2 separate regions of the Homo sapiens genome follow, and region 2 is linked to region 1. Evidence: chromatin loops called from intact Hi-C (ENCODE). Cell type or tissue: endothelial cell of umbilical vein. All regions are shown on one strand.

The links. Hi-C counts contacts between places; a loop is a spot of excess contacts. Peaks named below come from ENCODE experiments on the same cell type or tissue, not always from the same donor. Only the 100,000 strongest peaks of a DNase experiment are listed, where the experiment ranks them.
Region 2: a loop joins it to region 1, with 9 times the contacts of the local background. A loop is called at or near these places in 1 of 110 quality-filtered maps.

What each region holds. Positions count from the first base shown.
Region 1 is chr15:61,529,458-61,531,957 of GRCh38, forward strand. The region is part of intron 3 of LOC107984782 (a long non-coding RNA gene); the gene reads right to left. Among named protein-coding and RNA genes, the nearest start is that of LINC02349, 200 kb to the right of the region's middle. In endothelial cell of umbilical vein, a CTCF peak has its summit at 1,542; no DNase peak of the experiment used is centred here; H3K27ac peaks cover 60 bases.
Region 2 is chr15:61,033,184-61,035,683 of GRCh38, forward strand. All of the region lies in intron 1 of RORA (RAR related orphan receptor A), which reads right to left. It overlaps LOC107984805 (a long non-coding RNA gene), which reads right to left. Exons shown (of 3, transcript XR_007064660.1): 2 at 1,656-2,500. Among named protein-coding and RNA genes, the nearest start is that of RORA, 190 kb to the right of the region's middle. In endothelial cell of umbilical vein, no CTCF peak of the experiment used is centred here; DNase peaks (open chromatin) are centred at 1,378 and 1,528; H3K27ac peaks cover 1,733 bases.

The DNA.
Region 1 (2,500 bases):
CAGGTATGACTGATTGAATAAATGGATGAAAGCGGATCAAAATGATAAATCATCAAAATGCTTATAAAACATCTGCTGTATGCGAAGCACTACAAGGTGATTTAAACAAGTATAAATCATAATAATTCCCTTGTATTAGTCTGCTTGGGCTGCCATAACAAAATACCACGGACCAGGTGGCTTATGCGACAGAAACTTATTTTCTCACAGTTCTGGAGGCTGGAAGTTCAAGATCAAGGTATCAGCAGGTTTGGTTTATTCTGAGGCCTCTCTCCTTGGTTTGCAAACAGTTGACCACCTTCTCTCTGTGTCCTCACATGGTCACCCCTTAGCCTGTGTCCAAATGTCCTCACATTTTAAGGACACCAATCAGACTGGATTACAGCCCACCCTAAGGGCCTCATTCTAACTTAGTCACTTCTTTAAAGGCCCTATCTCTAAATACCTTCTGAGATCCTGGGGGTTGAAGTAATCCTAAGAATGTTGGAGGGGGATATAATTCAGCCCATATTACTCCTTAAAAGGTATAAGATATATTAGAAAACCAAGACAGAGATCCTTAGATATAAAAAACCACCACATTATCGGGGAGAAAGAACACATGATATATAAGAAGTATAAGACATATCTGCAAGACAGATAATGACGCAGTGCAGTGTAGTAGGCATGCAGTAGCTCCTCCTCTTTTTTAGGTCTTGAGCAAAATACATACACTTCTGAGTCTTGTTCCTTGTCTGAAAAATAGGAATAATCAGATTGCTGAGACTAAATGGGATAATTTATGCCACATTCTCAACAGCTTGCGATGTAGTAGGTGTAGAGTAGATGCCGCTTACCTTCTTTCTCTCCTCTCTTCAAAAATATTCTGTTAGTTTTGGGTGCCACATTTTAACAGGGACCCTGACGGCATTCTGAAGACTATTGGTTCTAGGTGATTCTTTCCTTCCCCCTCCCAAAAGTGATATAACTTTCTTCTCTGATTATGTAACAATGTACATTCGTGTTGAAAAATCCTAACTAGAGACAAGTGAGGTAGAAAGTGAACAGAACCCCATAACAAATACCCACCCTGGCAGATGATAACCACTGTTTACAGTTTGGTGTCTAGCCTCTGGCCTTTTTCTGTTTTTATATAAACATATATTTGTTTTTCATATAAAAGTAAAGTAATTCATAATGGGTCTCTTTCTATGTCACTATGTATATATCCAGCCCATTTGTTTTTACATTTGCATTTCATTATATCGGGGAAGGGGGTGGGGAATGGGAAGACTCCCAGCACACAGTGAGGAATGCCCAGTTATACAAACTCATTTTTCTCTAGAACTGTTCAGGACCTTTAATATACACAGTGACTATCCAAGAGGATGATACAGAAAGTGGTATGTGCCCCGTTATTAAACTGTTTTGTCTCAGCTGTAAATGCCACCCCCCCCCCCCTCAACTCTGCCTGTAGTGCTGGGATTACAACTCTGCAAACCTCATTTCAGCCCGCCAGATTCCCTGTTAAACTCTGCCACTAAGGGGTGCTGGTGGATGGGGATGGGGAGAATGCAGGAGGGACTTCCTGTATGTTTCCTGCCTGTTTCCTGCCTGTAAGCATCCTAGCAGTGCTTCCCATTGACAGCAGCAAGTACTTTTGTAGCCCCAGCTGAATAGTTTGTTTCTTTCTCAACACTTACAGAACCAGCCTCTTGCATAAGAGGTTCCCCCACCAGGTGACTGGTACCCCTACTTCAGAGGTCTGGATCCTAGACCCTCGGTGCCTCTCTTCTTTTGAGCTCAGAGTCTAGCACCCAACAAGTGGCACCCCCTCCTCAGAGATCAAAGCTTCAGCTCTGTGGTGCTTTCCCACAAGCTTATAGGATTTAAAAGAATCAGCCCTATGGACACCAGCTAGTATATTTAGTAATACTAACCCTAGGGGTGAACACTCCTTCCTGCATTTGCTACCTCTGTGATAACTTGGTGTGCTTCTACATCTTCAGTTGCTTGGTTAATGATTTTATACCTTTATATTAAATTCCTTCTGTTCAAATGACTGGTAGGTTTCTATCACCTTTCTGGTCTGTGACTGATAGGAGACAATTAATATAGACCCTTCCTTAAGGAACAGCTCAAGGGTCCAGCATTTTGCTAAACACTCTTTGAGAAAGGTAGCTCTGAGCATTACTATTAAGTTAGAAAAAAAAATCATTTAAGAAAGGCTCAATTAGACTCCATGAGCCTCCCTGTAGAAATAAGGGAAAAGAGAGCAAAGGCTATATATGCTACCAATTTAATATGCAACCATCATTTTTCAGCAACTAGGTCTGCCATTAGTGAAAAGACTTTGAAGAATCACCAAGATGCATATTGAAAGTTAACCCTAAGGAGTTATGTTTGAGCCAAGACTTGCGGATCTTGAACATTTAATCTTCATTTGAGTTCATTTTATCATTTGTTAAAGTCTTTTAGTCATTTTGGCTTAACCATTTGTCATGCTCCTTTTCTCTTAGAT
Region 2 (2,500 bases), 500 kb before region 1:
CCAGTCTATGGCTACAAAACAAACAGGAGAGGCAAAGCGGGTCTTCCATGAGGCAAGAGCTGCCTCAGGCAATCAGGGGAGAGTGCTGCTGAGTTTTCCTTTAGTCCAAATGTTCCCTCTGTTCTCAGATTGTTCAGAGAGGACTAATTCTCCCCAACAATGCTTCCAGTTCAGTCCTCACTTGCAAGCAAAACTCAAGAGCCCCAAATTTATAGCTTTATTCTGAAAAAAAAAACAAAAACCAGTTTTGCTCTCAGTGGGACCCTTCAAATTTGTTAAGACCTCCTGCCATTTTCTTTCTCCAAATCCATCACCAACCAAGTGAGAGACAGAGGGTGATTCATTCTTTATCTCCAAATTGACCTAGATAGTAGCTCCATATAAATAAGACACTCAAGCCTACAGATTTTATTAACTTAATAGTGGTTCTTATTCAAGTATTATTTACTTGCTATGGTGTCCAATTTGGTCGCCACCAACCCACATGGCTTTTGCACATATGAAATGTGGCCAGTCTGAATTGAGATGTGCTGTAAAGTGCATACATACACCAGATTTTCCAGATTTAGTATGAAAACAGGGATGTAAAATATCTTATCAACAAGCCAGGCATGGTGGTGCATGCCTATAGTCCCGACTACTTGGGAGATTGAGGTGGGAAGATTCCTTGAGCCCAGAACTTTGAGACCAGCTGGGCAACATAGTGAGACCATGTCTCAAAAAAAAAAATCTTATTAACTATTATTTTATATTGGTTACATGTTGAAACCAAAATATTTTGGATATGTTACGTTAAATAAGCTGCATTATCAAACTTAATTTCACCTATTTATTTTTATTCATTTTAAGGTAGTTACTAGGAAATTTAAAATTACATATGCCACTTCCATTATAGTTCAATTGGACAGTCCTGGTCTAGAATGAAGGCTTGCCAAAGCTATTTAAAGACTGTTAAAGTTCTGTATCATACACAGGCTCTTTTTGTTTCAGTTTAATCCTAGAAGGAAGAAATGTGTTGAAATTGCAGCTATATAAAATCCTTGATGGACTGAAACTAAGGGGGAAAAAGAGGAAGCAGGTGGGTTTGAAAGAAGGAAAAAAGGAGTATCTAGCATTTTCTTTTAAAAATGTCATTCTTGATTTATTTGGTGGCACAAAGTGATTTTCTTACGTTTCTCAGACTGCTTGAGTCAGTCTATATAGAGGCTATTCCTGGATCTTAGTTGAAAGCTGTTGCCTTTCTAATTGTTTAACTGATCACTTCTGAACGACAATTACAGTTCATTGTTATTCCCTGTTAAAAAACCATTGACATCCATCCAAAAGTTATAGCTTACAGGTCAGGGAATATTTATGTGATATTTATAGTCTGTGAAGAAAACCCTGGGGAACTGCCAGTAGGGAGGATTATTTACCAATTTCTTTTTCTTCAAGTTTGAATTTATTTGAGATTTATATCCAAAAGACATTTTGTAATCCTGTGTAACTCTGATGTGTGACTATAATTGTGCATGTTGGTCAAGTTCAAGGAAAAAAAAAATCTTTTTTCTTTTTAATAGTGGGGGCTGGGAACCCTGGTTGATTCCACTAAAAACATCACAGACCAAAAAAAAAAAAAAAAAAAAAAATCCACTCAAGGAAGTAGTGTTACATACTTGAAGAATTTTCTGAAGTTAGCCAAGAAAAATAAGCTACGATCAAGGAGGAAAAGCTGGAGTTTCAGTTTTCTGGAGATTGTACTTCCTGGTAACATAAAAACAAAAGTTAAATTCAGAAAAATTCAACTATGAAGTTAGCATCACATAAAAAACAATGGAAAATATTTAACTATGCGCATATGTTTGTACACAAACAGAAATAGATATAAACAGACCTTAATTAGCATTGTAGACTTTAATTATCTTTGTACAGTAATTGGGAATGGTTTTGTTCTGATTTATTCCATAATGCTTACTGTGTTCTGTTAACAACTCATTTTTTTCCCCTTCCAGCCCATAATAGAAGGCTTTTACTGCATACTTTATTACATCTGCTTCTCATTTAATGACCATTGTTCTGGTCTGTCAGAGCGAGTGGCTATACAACTTCCCAAATCTGCAAGATTAAGCAAATATTTTGACAATGTCTAGTTTCTTTTTTCCTTTTTTTCAAAACATACCAGATAAAAATAAAAAGATTTTTACTTACCCACACAACGTTAGGAGAGTTTTTAATCTAACGACAATAAAGAACTAAGCGGCAGCAAAATGTACTTCATGTGGCAAAATACATCAAGCAATTTTCTGTCCCATTTCACTTAAAAAGTCCTAAGAATCTGGTCTGAATCACACAGCTGGGGTTAATGGGAGCACTCCTGGACTGCAGGGAGGTTGTGGGCCCCTGGGCAAACCACGTGGAGACCTTCAAGCTTCTAGAATGAGACAGAGGCCTTCTGCTCATTTTGGAGGGCCCCGGCAGGTAAGCTGAATGATAGGTGTCTGAATCACTCACTATGAAATGT